2 separate regions of the Homo sapiens genome follow, and region 2 is linked to region 1. The links are chromatin loops, found by intact Hi-C in ENCODE. Cell type or tissue: heart right ventricle. All regions are shown on one strand. Region 1 holds the start of LOC105378400 (a long non-coding RNA gene). Region 2 has its middle 420 kb from the start of LINC01519.

Region 1 (8,000 bases):
TCCATAATCGTGTGAGCCAATTCCTAATAATAAATCTCTTTTTACACACACGCGCATGTGCACGTGCACACACACACACACTCAGAGTCATCCTTGGTATCTATGCAGGATTGGTTCCAGGATCCCCCTCTGATGCCAAAATCTGTGGTGCTCATCCCTTATATAAAATGGTGTAGTAGCCAGGCCCGGTGGCTCATGCCTGTAATCCCAGCACTTTGGGAGGCCGAGGCGGGTGGATCATGAGGTCAGGAGATCAAGACATTCCTGGCCAACACAGTGAAACCCCATCTCAACTAAAAATACAAAAACTTAGCCGGGCTTGGCGGCACATGCCTATGATCCCAGCTACTTGGGAGGCTGAGGCAGTAGAATCGCTTGAACCTGGGAGGCGGAGGTTGAAGTTAGCTGAGATCGGGCCACTGCACTCCAGCCTGGGTGACAGAGCAATACTCCATCTCAAAAAAAAAAATGTGTAGTATTTTCATATAACCTACATGCATCTTTCTGTATGCTTTAAATAACCTTCAATTACCTATAATACTTAATACACTGTAAATGCTATATAAATAGTTGTTATATGCTGTTGTTTTCTATATGTATTATTCTATTGTTATTTTTATTGTTATTTTTTTCTGAATATTTTTGGTTTACAGTTGGTTGAATCTTTGTGTATCTGCAGGCCTACCATATAGACATCCTATTGGTTCTGTTTCTCTAGAGAACCCTGACTAATACACGCCCACCTTTGTCAATTAAAAAAACAAGGTGCCTTCCTATTACTGGAAACCTATCAGGAAAATTTATTTATGCAGCCTGAGACCTGTGGCACCAGCAGGTGTGAGTGTTACTTTTTCATAGGAATGGGTAGGATGAGTGGACTGTTGCCCACTTTCCAGTTCCTTGAAGTTTCTTTAATTGTAAAATGTGAGGAAAGCTTGTATGATCTGCTACAAGCCCCTCTGCTTAGAATCATGATTGCTTGAGTTTTATTTTTCTATCAAAGAATAAGAAGAAATTTTCACTTCATGCCCCCAAAATAGTTTTATGATTGGAAGGCATCTGTGGTCCATCTAATTTAATTTAATTTAACTTTTTGCCCCAAGAAATTGTTAAAAAGCCTTGGAACATATGCTTTCCCATCTCTTCCCTGAGTGTAATCCCTGGGTCCCTGGGTTATGTCAACAGAGACTCTGCTGCCAACCCTTGGCAACTCATTTCTCATCTGTTCCTTTCACCAAGGAGATTACCAGTTTGGCTCTGGATCTTGTAAATAATTAATGATCCCTCTTCTGGTAGAGGGCAGAAATGCTGCATGTAATATCTGGGCATTAATGCACACCAATTTTGAATGGGAACAAAAGGAGAATGGCACCCTTGGATTGGTGTTTCCCAGGTAGGGGAGTCCATTGGTTCCTGGTGCACTTTGCAGCACTCTCGGAGTCAGCCATTCTCTAACTCTGGTGGGTGTCAGCATCACCAGGAAAACTCAGTAAACATACAAAGCCCAGGACCTATTCTATGTTAATGTACCTGGGCCTCTCTGTTTTGTATTAAGTTCCCCAGGTGGTTGTGATACATCCCAAGTCTGAGAACCACTGCTAAATCATAAGGATGTTCCATTCTGTCTTATCAGCTCTCTGATGAATTTCACCTTTCCTGAACACCACCATGATCTACCTTGTAAGTGCTCCCAAGAACCCTCGAACACTCTAATCCTCTTGATTTTTCTTGCCCCCAAACATCCTAAGAAGTTTGTTTGAAACTCTGATTCATAGGCATCAAAGAATCTCCTTGTTTTTATGTCTTTCCAGATGTGAATGGCTGAGTCCTGTGCTTGTGTCTTCTCTGTCTAGGTCTGCTGTCAGCTTTCTCTTTCCATATTTGTGTGCACTGGCAGGGGCTCCCCAATGATACCTGGCATACTGTGGTGACTTTGCTGCCCTTATTGAAAATTTATTCTCTTTTTGCAATTTTTGTTTCCTTTAAGCTCTGTGCCAATGATGTCATTATTCTTAACCTTCCACCCCTACTTCCCACCCATGCAGTCTAGTCTCAAACCAACAGCTAGCACAATCCATTGAAAATATGTGTCCTCAAACTTTCCAATGACTACACATGATATGCCCAGACTCTATCCCCGGTTTTGAAATAATTTGGTACCCGATGTATTTCTTTCCTTCCCTGTCTACATATCCCCCCTTGGTGTAGTGGATGCTGTGATGTGTGGCCCAAATCCCACTTTAGGGCTGAAATTATTACTTTCTGTGGCTGTCAGGCCCCTGTGAAAGTTGCCTACAGATGGAGAAAGCTGCTTCTTCCAAGGCCATGCCCACTTCCTGGGGCAGATATATCCCACAACTGGGGGATGAATGGGCATGGAGCCTGGCCTCCTTGCCGAAAATCAAGACAACCCTGAAAAGCCATACTAATTTGAGGAGCTGAGTCCTCTGTTGAAATTATATCATGGCCCAACTTCTTTTGTTCAGTCTTATTTCTTCCCCTTTCTCTTTATGTGTATTGACCTGAGAATACTCTCTAAATAAATTGCTGGCACGATAATCTCATTCTCAATGTCTGCCTTGCAGGGATCCCAGTCAACGTAGTTGATCACTTTTCTCAGCCCTTGGCTCCCTTGCTTGGCTCAAATGATGCCAGGCATGAGAGCACCTCAGGGCCTTTGCATGAGCTCTGTCTTCTGCAGTTTCGCTCTCCCTTTGCATAGCATGATGGCCAGCTTCCTCACTTCAAGCCTCTGGTCAAATACCACCTCATCAAGCAGGCCTTTGAGGCCTCCCTGTGTAAAAGGAAAACCCTTTGCTCATTACCTTGTTTTATTTCTTTCGAACCCATATGAGCATCTGACACAAAGATTTTCTGCTTTACTATGTCTTTCCCTATCAGTATGTATGTCCCATGGAAATATTTAGTTTATTACTCTTTTGCCAGTGTCTGGCACAGAGTAAAAACCAAATAAATATTTGTTGAAAGAATGAATAATGAGAGAATTATATTTGCTTTCCTGCTTTAAGTCTGCAAGTACTTTCTCTTTCCATACTTTCCCCTGTTTGGCTGTAGTTTGATGTCCGGGATTTCCAACTGGAGACAGCATACCCTGTAGTATGTTCTTGACTAGCTGATTTAGTTGCTTGGGAGAAGTCGGGGAGATAGGATTTTTGGAAGAATGCCTGGATAAAGCCCATGTTCCCAGGAGAGAGGGGGAAATAATCTGGCTTGTTCCTTTTTAAAATTTTTTTAGGAAAAATTTTCCTCTGCTATATTTGAGCTGTCATATATCAAAGCACCGGACACTGACCTCTGTGTCTGTAGACCTTTTGCCTTTAACCTCATCACTATCTGTTATGTGTGAATTACAAGCAGAGGGGTTGAACTGTCATTCACAGTGATTAGCAGCCCTTTGGCCATAGGATTACACATCCTCATTTTGGAGGACCAGTTACTTACTGGTGAATGTCCCCAATTCACTAAGTCACTGAATGCACACTTACATATTTCTCTAATGTTTAAAAATCCTGCTGGGCGCAGTGGCACACGCCTGTAATCCCAGCACTTTGTGAGGCCGAGGCCGGGGGATCACCTGAGGTCGGGAGTTTGAGACCAGCCTGACCAACGTGGAGAAACCCCGTCTCTACTAAAAATACAAAATTAGCTGGGCATGGTGGCACATGCCTGTAATCCCAGCTACTCGGGAGGCTGAGGCAGGAGAATGGTGTGAACCTGGGAGATGGAGGTTGCAGTGAGCCGATATCGTGTCATTGCACTCCAGCCTGGGCAACAAGGGCGAAACTCTGTCGCAAAAATAAATAAATAAATAAAAATTAAAATAAAAAAAAATCCTCCTTCACTAAAATAATGAATACAAAGCCCTTGTACGAAAACTTTTCAATTAACAGAATGAAACTGAGCAAATCCTAAACTTGCACTTGCCCTGTGCTTGACAAGTTTTTGTTTATTTGTTTGTTTTCCCACATGGGAATACAAGACCTGAACTTTCCTTTCCCACTGTGGTTGGACAACAGTGTGAGGGAAGCCATCCAGTCCTCCCTGTGATTTTGGGAAGATCTTGATTGTGAAGGGCTGTTTGTAGACCCCATCAGAGGTGCCCAGGTAAATGAGCAGTGTCTGATTCAATTAACTGATAAGAATCCATTAGCACATCCAAGCCATCTTGTTTGAACACAGAGCACTGTGTACAAATAACCACCAGGGTGGCTGTCACTTCTTACTGGAGAAATCTGAGGCTCCTGTGTGTGCCACAGCCCAGAAGGTGGCACCATACACATATAAGGGACAATTGACTTTAAAATGCCAATGAGCCCTATGCAGGTAGCAATCTGTGAGAAAAAATCCTCTAATTGGATGGCTTTAATAGCAGAACCCACTTTTTCTGTGTCTGGCAGGCCTTCCGCTTTGAGAAGGTCAGGGCTTTCACAGTCTGCATATTTTTCTCTATTGCCCAGTGTGTTGGGGAGAACTCGAGTATGGGAGTTGGCCTACTTCATTTGAAATCTTGACTTTGCCATTTATAAGCTGCATGGCCCTGAGTGTAGTATTTAACCTTGGTTTTGCTCAATATAATTTAGGATTAATAAGAACTCTGTCATCAGGCTCTGAGGACTAAATGAAATAAAGTTCACTGAGTGTGTTACATACTGTCAGGTCTGCACACTTCCCCTTTGCATTAGAAAAGGGCACCGTTCTTGGCTGACACAGCCCCTCAGACTGGCATGTGAGTGGAAAGTGGGCTGGAATGCAGCCAGCTCCTATCAGCCCAGGGACCAGGCACTCAGGTGGAAGTCCTACCTCTAACCTCTCCCTACCTTACCTGGGGACTGGTGAGCCTGGAGTTTGTTGTGACTTAGATGACTAGTCATGGCAAGCGTTACTTCCCAGGGGGACAGATTCTGGTGCAATGTTACTCCTTTGGAAGAAGATGAAAGATAACCATGAAGTTTAAGACCTACAGCCTTAAAGGTACAAGAAGCATGCTACAGAGCCAGACTGAAAGAAAGAAATGCATAAATGAATATATCAAATTGATCTTTGTTCAATCATAAATTGAACAAAGAATTCTTAGAAATTGGAAGTGGAAGCTTAGCCCCAAAGTGGGAAGTTTTACCTGCTTGGAAAATTGAATTTGTTACCCTTTGGGATAGTGAAGTTCCTGGATAGCTTAAAGGAGTGTCTAAAATGTGGGTCCCTGTAAATGATGACTGTGAGCAGTAGAGCTCTAGCAGTGGGGACACGTTGCCATGGAAACCCTGAAGCTGGAAGCTCCTCAGGGCCTCAGAAAGGCTGTCAATTAGATCCATACTCTTGGGGAGTTTAATGAAAACAGACACTTGTCATTTTTTTAGCAGCCATCTAACATTATATACATTTAAAATATTTCCATGGAAAGAAAAGCCTGCCGTTAAGTTTAGCTGTTTATTTTAAGAGAATTCCCTTGTGTGGCTTTGACAGGGCAGATTTTTTTTTTCCTTCTTTCTTCACATTAAAGGAGAAAAGTGAGGCCCTCCAGTGTTTAGCAGAAACACAATTAGGAGAGTCACTGATGGTGGTTCATTCAGGCTGTTCAAGAGGCGCTTCAGTCCTCCTGCCCTTATTTACATCACAGTGGGGATGGGTGGTCCTACTGGCCCCTTCATGTTGTTGCCTCTCAAACTAGATCCCTCAGACTTCTTTGGAATTGTGCACCTACGCTGACTGGCTGGTAGGCACTTTTCTTTTAATGGGGCAGCTTAGGAAAGAAATCTTCATTAGATATCACTGTCTTCAAATGTCACGTGCTGAAGAATAAGGAATCATATTAGACTGACTTGCCATCTGAGGCCGGCTGCTGGGATCTGACTCTCCCCAAGAACACAAATCAATAGTCAACACAGAAACCACACTCCAAAGAGAAGCTGGTTCCAAGAGTGGCTATTACTATTTGCTTTCAATTGAATGTATGTATGTAGATATGTATGTGTTTATGTATTTGTTTATTTTTACCTAAATATGCCATTTTTGAGTTGTATTTTGCAGAAGAAACATATATATCTTGTATCATGGATATGACTGACTGTGAGATGGGAACGCTTTTTCAAACTAGACTGGGAACAGAGGCCCTGGTGGTCATGAACAATGTCAGGCGCATACAAAGAGCTGAAAGCCCATTCCAATCAAGTCTGTCTTTGCCCAACCCATTAGGCAGTCAAATGACAATTGAAAATCCAGTTCCCCACATTGAGAATCAAAGACTGGTGTCTCCTTGACTTCTGAGCCCAGGGCATCCTACTCTTTTTACTTTCCTTTTAAATGTCAAATCATAAGTAGGTCAACAGAAACCAGAGTGTTGTTACTTCTCCAGTTAAGTTTGGCTCATAAGAATGTAGCAAACTTTACTACATTTGGTTTTTAGCAATATTTGAAAATTGCATTTTATCGTTTGGATCTGCTAATTATCACATCTCTACTTGTGGCAAAGAAACTAACAATATTGATATGGAAAAGCACAGATATTGCTCGGCCTCACTGATTGAATCGGTGGGCGGTGGGGGGCGGTGGGCAGTAATCATACAGATTCCCAAAGTATGTATATTTTGTGGCCCTGGATAAAGATTATTCTAAGAAACCCCTTCTTGGTATAGTTACAGTAATTGTGGTAATTAGCACAGTAAAAAGAAGAAACATCAAGCCCTCATCAGATATCTGTCCCCACACAGCTCTTTCCTCTATTATCACACACTGCAAATGGTGGTTGGCAGAATGATTATACACATCATATGTATTAAAGTGGGAAGTGTTGAACAATGGTCAGAATGTAAGACTTAACATGGGGCCCAGCCACTAATTAACTGTCTGATCTTGGGAAAGTCATTTGTACAGCCTGGCTTTCAGTTTTACCACCTATAATATAAGAAAGCTGAACTAATTGATCACAAGTTTTCTTTTTGATTTTCCAGGTGCAAAGCCTCCCATTTTGCCTTGAGGACCATAGCAAATACCTCCTTTCTGGATGGACAAGGGAGACCCTTGTCAGCAAGAATTGTGCTACAGTCTCCCAGCCTAACCACAAGGACACACAAGGACTAGAACATTCGCTCTGCTTCTACACAGCATTGGCAAGAGTTTGAACACCTCTTTCTCAAACCAACAGCAAGAGTTGCCCAGGAAGTGCATTCACTAACATACTCCCCTAAATATTCTTGTGTGAAAAGAAGAGATATGTTGCCATGAATGGGTCTTTCAGTTGGTATTTGTAGGACTGCAAAGTTGCAAAGCTGGCAACATGGTAATAGCTTAGAGTGTTAAATTTTGTGATTTACTACTTGATATGGTAGCACAAAATTAGAACTACAAGAAGAATAAAGGCTTGGTCACCTTACCTGTAAGATCTACTAATGACAATAACTTTATAGAGAAAATTGCTCCTCTTTAAGCAATGCCTCATCTGACTTGATGCTCTCTGCTGCAGAAGGTGAAATTGCAACAATTACAAACTTGATCTTGGCTGTGACCCCTGAATTGACCTTTTGAAGGAACCTGGATTATGTCTGAATCTATTATCTCTGCAAGGAGACCAGCTGTCTTCAGAATTGCTTTTGGGGCCCCGTAATGTCATCGTGAAATTGCAGTTAGTAATCTTGCCAACAATTTCCAGATTTGGTGCAGATAAGCTTGAACACATTTGACTCTTTGGTTTCCAATGTTATTTAGAGAATTGGATGACTTAAAGCATTTATTTTTTTCAACTCAATTCTTATCATAATCCATCAACATCACTGTGTTTTTATTCTCTATTTCATTTTTATATGATCCTATTAGTTGAGAGAAACACAAGTGACATTTTTCTTTCCTATGGCCTTGTCTCCTTTTTGCCTTTGCTAGAACTCAGAGATCATATACCTTTTACTAAATTAGAATTCAGCCATATCCTCTGACCAACAATTTTCCTAGCACTGATCTTCTTCACTGAGTTTTGTTAGGGATGAAACAAA
Region 2 (8,000 bases), 62 kb before region 1:
TAACAACTTTAGGATTTTTTTCTAATTCTGTATGAAAAGACTGGTAATTTGATAGGAATAGCATTTAATCTGTAGATCACTTTGGGCAGTATGACCATTTTAACAATATTGATTCTTCCAATCTATGACAATGAGATGTTTTCCCATTTGTTTGTGTCATCTATGATTTATTTCTTTCTCTTGTCTCATTTCTCTGGCTAGGACTTCCAGTACTATGAGTATTGAAGTAGTGAGAGTGGACATTTCTCTTGTTCCTGTTCTTAGGGGAAATGTTTTCACTTTTTTTTTTCATTCAGCCTGATGTTGGTTGTGGATTTGTCATATATGGGTCTTATTATTTGAGGTATGTTCCTGTGATGCCTAGTTTGTTGAGGGTTTTTATGATGAAGGGATGTTGGATTTTGTTGAATGGTTTTTTTTTCATCTATTGAGATGATCATGTGATTTTTGTTCTTAGTTCTGTCTGCGTAGCAGATCGTTAATTTGCACATGCAGAACCATCCTTGTATCCCTGGAATTAAGCACACTTGATTATGGAGAATTATTTTTTTGATATGCTGTTGGATTCAGTTTGCTAGTATTTTGCTGAGGATTTTTGCATCTGTGTTCATTAGGCATACTGGCTTGTTGTTTTCTTTTTTTGTTGTGTTCTTGCCAGATTTTGGTATCAGGGTGTCACTGGGTAGAAAGATTTAGGGAGGAATCCATCCTGTTTGATTTGTTGGAATACTTTCAGTAAGATTGGTGCCAGCTGTTCTTTGTATATCTGGTAAAATTTTGGCTGTGAATCCATCTGGTCCTGGGATTTTTAAGGGGGATTTAAAAAAATTAATGATTTAATTTCATTATTTATTATTGGTCTGTTCAGGACTTTTGTTTTTTCCTGGTTCCATCTTGGGAAGTTACACGTTTCAAGGATTTTTTTTCACTTCTTCTAGATTTTCTAGTTTTTGAGTATAGAGGTGTTCATAATAGTCTCTGATGATCTGTGTTTTTCTGGTGTCAGTTGTGATGTCATCTTTATCATTCCTGATTGTACTTATTTAAATTGTTCCTTTTTTTTTTTTTTTTGAGAGGGATTAGTCTAGCTAGTGGTCTGTCAATTTTGCCTATTCTTTGGAAGAACCAATATTTCATTTTGTTAATTCTTTATATCATTTTTTTGTTTCAATTTCATTTAGCTTTGCTCTGATCTTTGTTATTTATTTTCTTCTGCTACTTTTGGGTTTTGTTCTTGTTTTTCTACTTCTTTAGGTGTGATTGTTAATTTGAGATTTTTCTGTCTTTTTGGTGTAGGCATTTAATGCCATAAACTTTCCTCTTAGCATTTTTTTTTGCTGAATACCAGAGGTTTTAGCATGTTGCATCTCTATTTTCACTCATTTCAAAGAATTTTTTGATTTCTGCCTTAATTTCATTGTTTACCCAAAAGTCATTCAGGAGCAAGTTGTTTCATTCCCATGTACTTGTGTAGTTTTGAGGGTTCCTCTTGGTATTGATTTCTAATTTTATTCCATTGTGGTCTGAGAAGATACTTGATGAAATTTTAACTTTTTAAAAAATTTATTGAGACTTGTCTTATGGTCAAGCCTATGCTAAATTTTGGGGAATGCTTCATGCACAGATGAGAAGAATATATATTCTGTGGTTGTTGGGTAGATTGTTTTACAGATGTCTATTAGGTCCATTTGGTCTGTAGTCCAGTTTACGTCGAGAGTTTCTTTGTTGCTTTTCTGCTTTGATGATTAGTCTAGTGACGGCAGTGGGGTGTTGAAGTCCTCATTATTATTATTATATTATATTATTGTATTGTATTGTATTATTATTATTGTATTGCTGTCAGTCTATATTCTTTGGCTTAGTTGTATTTGTTCTATGCATCTTGGTGCTACAGTGTTGGATGCATATATATTTATGATAGTTAAATATTTTTTCTTTTATTGAACCTTTATTTTTATATAATGCTTTCCTTTGTCTTTTTGTACTGTTGTTGGTGTACAGTCTATCTAAGAATGGCTACTCCTGCTCATGTGTATTTCCAATTGCATCATATATCTTTTTCCACCCTTTTACTTTTAGTCTGAATGTGTCTTTAGCCAGTAGGTGGGCCTCTTGCAGACAACAGGTGGCTGAGTTTTTTAAGAAATCCAATATGCCATTTTGTGTTCTTCAAGTGGGGCACTTAGACCATTTACATTCAGAGTTAATACTGATATGTGAGGTTTTCTTCCTAATGTAGTGTTGTTGGCTAGTTGTTTTGGAGTTTTGATTGTGAATTTGCTTTATGGGATCTGTGAGCTTTGTATTTATGTGTCCTTTTTTTTTGGTATTATTCTTTCATTACCATATTTAGAACTCCTTTGAGCATTTCTTGTAGGACTGGTCTAGTGGTAACAAATTCTCTAGCAATTACTTTTCTGGGAAAGACCTTATTTCTCCTTTATTTATGAGGCTTAGTTTGGTAGGATGCAAAATTATTGGGTGGCACTTTTTTTTTTCTTTAAGGAGGCTAGAAATAGGCCACCAATATTATCTGGATGTAGGGTTTCTGTTGAAAACTCTACTGTTTGTCTGATCAGTATTACTTTGTAGGTGATTTGACCCTTTTCTCCAGTTGCCTTTAAGATCTTTTTCTTTATTGTTGACCTTGGATAGACTGATGACTGTACGCCTTGGTAATTGTCATTTTGTATGGTGTGTCACAGGTGTTCTATGGGTTCCTTTATCTGGATGTCTACCTCTCTAACAATATTAAGAATATTTTCTTGAATTATTCTCTTAAATATGTTTTCCAAGTTGCTTATGTTTTCTTCTCTCTCAGGAATGCCAATAAGTCATAGGTTTGGTCACTTTACATAATCCCATATTTCCTAAAGGCTTTGTACAGTCTTTAAAATTATTTTCCCCTTATTTCTGTCTGATTGTGTTAATTCAAAAGACTGTTTTTCAAGCTCTGAAATTATTTCCTCTGCCTGGTTTACTTTATTGTTAATGCTTTCAATTATATGTTGAAATTTCTTAAGTGAATTTTAAATTCCAGATGTTATGATTGATTTAAAAAAAATTTATCTCTTCCTTCATTTCCTGGATTGCTTTCATAGTTTGTTTGTGGTGACTGTCAATCTCTTCTTGGCATCTTTGAGCTTCCTTGCAATCCATACTTTGAATTTTTTATGTGTCATTTCTGAGTTTCCATTTTATTTACGGTCCATTGTTAGAGAGCTAGTGTAGTGACATCACTTTTGGTGGGTTTCTGCTGGGAAATCTGCAGTCCACCACCTTTGGTGATGTTACAACATTCAGATTTTTCATGGTGCCGGGATTCTTACACTGGTTCCCTCTTCTCTGGAGTCACTGCCACTTCTAACTTTTGAAATTATTTTTGTGCATATATATTGTTTTTCTTTTTTTTTTTTTTCCCTTTCCTCTCCTCCCTAGGGAGTGTGACTATAGAGTATGTTTGGTAGGTTCTTTTGACTTTGCTTCTATAACTCTGTGCACTTCTGGGGGCAGGTTTATATTGGGCTATGTGGTTCAATCCGTAGGCCAGTAGATGGCACTGCAGGTAAGAGCCAAGTGCACCACAAGCAGATGGGTAATTATGGAATCTTTGCTTAATGTGAGGTGCTTTCTGTTGTTTCAGGTGATGGGCTAGACAATGGAGTGCCTGGTGTCCTGAGCTTCCTGTTCAGCAGAGGCAGAGGACTCTCTGGCTTGGCCACAAATTCCCCAATGACAAGAGCAGTCACCAGCCCTAAAGAGGATGGCTGGGGGAAATGTGCTGAGGTCTCTGTGGGGAGGGGTGTGAGGGGGCCTCACTGGCTCAATCTCCTAGATAGGCAGGAATGCAATCTGTTTCTCTTTCACATCCCTGTCTCAGGGTTCATGACTTTCAGTTCAGATGCACACTGTATCCTATCTCTAGAAATCAATATAGCTGAGAACCTTGGAAAATAAATGCCTGTCCTTGAATCTCTCCATGGGAGTGGTTTTGGGGTAGAACCTCTTCACTCAGCATGATATAGTTTTATGGCTTACCTGCTGCAGAAATGCTGCTGCCTTTTATAGGGAGGGCTTCTGCCTCTTGGCCCATGCAGGTGGTGTTGATTGGTTGGATCAGTCCAACCTCAGGCCCTGAGGGAAGTGGCCAGGTGCCAGCAGTGTTGGAATGGGCTAGGTAGTTCCCCACTTCCCAGGGCCCTAGATGGCCCATTGGATGGTGTGTATGAGTCAGGAAGGGGCTGGACCAGGGTCAGGTTAGCCCAGAGTTCAGGTGCTGGCTCAGATGGGGAGGGGTAGGCTAGTTTCTGGGTCTCTAGCAGAACTCTCAGGCAAAAGTAGGCAAAATGCTCAGGTGGTGAGAGATGTGCCTGAAGGCAGATCACAGGGCTATTGGGGCTGGGCTTTCAGAAGGGCTGTGGGCTGCACCTGAAATGTTTAGGCAGGATCAGGATGGCTGTACTCTGGGCCTTTCAATGGGGGAGGGCTGGTCCCCTCAGCTGGACAGTGAAGACTGGCAGCTGTGGGGTGTGTGGTCCACTCCCACTTTCCTCCTGCAGATGTAGTGCTGGATTTCACTGTTAGGGGCACACAAAGGTGCCAGGCTTCCCCACTCCCTCCCTGCCTGGGGTGGTGAGGCAGAGGCAGTGGTAGCAGCAACTGTGGAAGAATTGTCACTGGCTTCTGAGAATTGGGCTCTCAGAAGAATGCTGAGTATCAGCCATAGTGTTCAGACAGGGGTGAGAAGGCTGCATTAGGGGCCTGCCACTGAAGCCAGCAAGTCCCATTTGGTAGGGAGCAATGGAGGTGGGAAGTCATCGGGTGCATAGTCTGCTTGTTGCTCCTCTGCACCTCAGCTACAGTATCTGCACTGGAGGCACTAAGAAAATGCCCTGTCTCCCTGTTCTCTCCTTGGCCCAGGGATGGCAAGGAAGGAGGCAGCAGTGGCAGTGATTCCAAAGGGCTTGTGACCTCTGGGAGTTACAATCTCAGAATAATGCAGAGCTGCAGCCACAGTGTTCAGGCAGGGGTGAGGCAGGTGCTCTGGGGTCCCAAGCTGGCAAGGCCCACTTGGCAGGGAGAAGTGCAGGTGGGGAGTTTAATGATACAGTCTAGAAGCTCCTCAGTACTGTGGCTGCAGCATCTGTTTTTGGGATGTGCAAAAGTTTCTGGCCTCCCTTCTTGGTGGGGTGGTGACAGTTGGTGCTATGTGGGATTGAGTTCTGCCTCTGCACAGGCTCCAGGCAGCTCTCTTTGTTTGTCTGGAGGCCCATGATGAAGGTGTGTATCTCTTGTTGGGGGTCTCTCATTCACTCATTGTTTTCCCACATTAGGGAGCCTCCCTCAGCTCTGCTGGTCCTGGGTGAGCAGCTGCCTGGCTTCACTCCTCTTTGTTCTCTGTGGGTCCTGTTACTTCCCTGATGAATCCCAGTGTGATCTCTTAGAAGATCCACTTGAAGAGTTAGTATTTACTTGTCACTTTGTTTGCTCCCGTGAGAGAGGCATGCACTACCTACTTCTAGTCAGCCATATTGAACTGGAACTTTTTTCTTTTTTAATTTTTTTTCCTTTTAGCATGCCCTATAATTTTTTTTTTTTGAAAGCTGTACCTGATGCATTGGATAAAAGAAACTAAGGTAAATCAACTGTTAGTATGAGATTTTATGTTTATATGGCTAGCAGTTAGACTGTTTATTTATTGTTTGTTATAGTTATAGGTGTCAGAGGCTAAAATTTCCTTTAGTATTCTCTTTTGTTTTTGTCTCTACTGTTGTCTTCAAATTTCCCTAGAGACTTCTTCTTGAATAGAGTCTGAGCCTTGCAGTTCTTTTCAACAGTAATCTGTTATGATATAGGAGAATATAGAATGTTGTAAGGTATTGGGGTAGAGGGAGCCTGTTTACTTATGATCAAGTATCAGTCTTTTGGTGGGCCTGTGCTACTGTGCTGTGACCTTCCCAAGTGCTTCCCAGCTCACTCCCTTCCTCTCTTAGTTGAAACAAAATGGCTGGGTATTTCCCACTTCTATTGTTGGTTTGGCTTAGGTAAAACTCATGATGGTTAGGCTCTGGTAAAATCGGGTCTTTTTGAGATTGGGTCTTAGTTAACAAGAACAGAAAGATCTGAGTGTATTTAAAAATGGTTACTTTTGGCCGGGTGCAGTGGCTCACGCCTGTAATCCCAGCACTTTGGAAGGACAAGGTGGGTGGATCACGAGGTCAGGAGATCGAGACCATCCTGGCTAACACAGTGAAACCCTGTCTCTACTAAAAAATACAAAAAATTAGCTGGGCGTGGTGGTGGGTGCCTGTAGTCCCAGCTACTCGGGAGGCTGAGGCAGGAGAGTGGCATTAACCTGGGAGGTGGCGCTTGCAGTAAGCTGAGATCGTGCTACTGCATTCCAACCTGGGTGACAGAGTGAGACTCTGTCTCAAAAAAAAACAAAAAAAAAACAAGGTTACTTTTCCCCTCTCTCTGTCTAAAGTATAGGGGATTTTTTTTCTGATCCTTGCTCTGATAACTTGGTGGGGCTCCTGGAGATAACACTGAAGAACATGTCCCCACCCCATGGGCCCCCAAGAGGTTTATCTCTCAAGTTACTCCATACTGAGCCTCAAGAAATTAGTCAATTACCCTTTAAGCGCTCCTACCCACAGGCTCCACATGTGGTTTCTGCCCCTAATAAGCTCCAATTTTCTGTATTCACCTGTATCTCCAGATCTGGGGAAAGCAATCTGCCCTGTTTCCTCAACTGACCAAAGATTTGTTGATTTTTCTGTTTTTCTTTTGCAAAGAGGTGAGTGACAACTTCCAAGCTCTTGCATGTTAGACTGGAAATAAGAGTCAAAAGGCCTTTCAATGGGAAATTATTCAGGTCATGATACACTTAGCCCAAAAGAAAGCAAAGGAGAGAAATTAATGTCAAAAACTTGTTGTTAAAAAGACAGAAGAAAGATGATCAATGGGATGAGTAAAGAGAAATAAGGAAGGGGAATTCTCATATTTTGATGGTTTAGAATTATATTTTGACCTAATCAAAAATAAAAATCTATTTTCTTTTCATGTTTTTCTTCCTCTTGCCTCTTTCTCGTCTTTACTCTTGTCTTCCTTTATTTCCTCTGTCCTTCTCCTATCTTCTTCTTTTCTTTCCTTGTGTTAGGAGTTGGGGAGATTTCTTCTCTGGTTCAGTCATGTCAGTACTGATATTTCTGCTAGGGGAAAAGTGGCCCATCCCCTTTTAGACTGGCTGCACTGGCATGCCAGACAGATGCATCGTGTTGGCATCACCTTGATGCTTACATTGGAGCCTGTCCCAGACCTTTTTTCTTTTTTCAAATAATATCTTATAAAAAAATATTTTATTGAGGAATAACTGACATACAAGAAGCTGTACATATGTAAACACAACTTGATGACAAGATCAAGTTTGAAGATAAGTATATACCAGTGAAATTATCACCACAATCTGTGCCATAAACACATCACTCTTTCATGATTCTTACTGTACATTTTATTTGTGTTAACAATAGGACAAACATAGGGTGGCTTGGCTCTCAGGGATCCCCCCTGAAGGTCACTAAGTGAACTCTCAAGTGAGGACGATTTACTCACTTACCAAGTGCTGAATACAAGTGTCTAGGAGAAGGATTGAAAGCTATGAAGTACCTCTTCACTTGACATGTCAGAGTTTAGGGCATTGCTTTCCATTGTTTTTAATATACTTTGCTTATACTCTTATGGACCATTTCAGTCTTCATTAATTTTCACAGGGCTCTTGCTGTAGAGAGAATGAACATATAAGCTCTCCTTTTTTGGCTTTAGTGGGATGTTATTCAGAAGTAACTGCTACAGTCTAGTGAGTCAGCAGTCCTGGTTTTTGCCAGGACTGTGGAGAGCCATGCCTCTGTGGAGGCCAGCACATCGTCTGATGATGGGGCCATAACAGCCTGGACACTGATCACAGGTGTGTGCCTTATCAAATGGGTGATACTATTAATGCT

Evidence for each region. Peaks named below come from ENCODE experiments on the same cell type or tissue, not always from the same donor. Only the 100,000 strongest peaks of a DNase experiment are listed, where the experiment ranks them.
Region 2: it touches region 1 in a loop (4-fold over the local background); 8 of 110 quality-filtered maps call a loop at or near these places.

Annotation. Positions count from the first base shown.
Region 1 is chr10:84,841,566-84,849,565 of GRCh38, forward strand. LOC105378400 (a long non-coding RNA gene) reads left to right here and starts at 5,670. Exons shown (of 4, transcript XR_946150.2): 1 at 5,670-5,966; 2 at 6,966-7,636. In heart right ventricle, a CTCF peak has its summit at 4,273 (motif pointing right); no DNase peak of the experiment used is centred here.
Region 2 is chr10:84,779,929-84,787,928 of GRCh38, forward strand. No RefSeq gene overlaps it. Among named protein-coding and RNA genes, the nearest start is that of LINC01519, 420 kb to the right of the region's middle. In heart right ventricle, a CTCF peak has its summit at 3,548 (motif pointing right); a DNase peak (open chromatin) is centred at 3,558.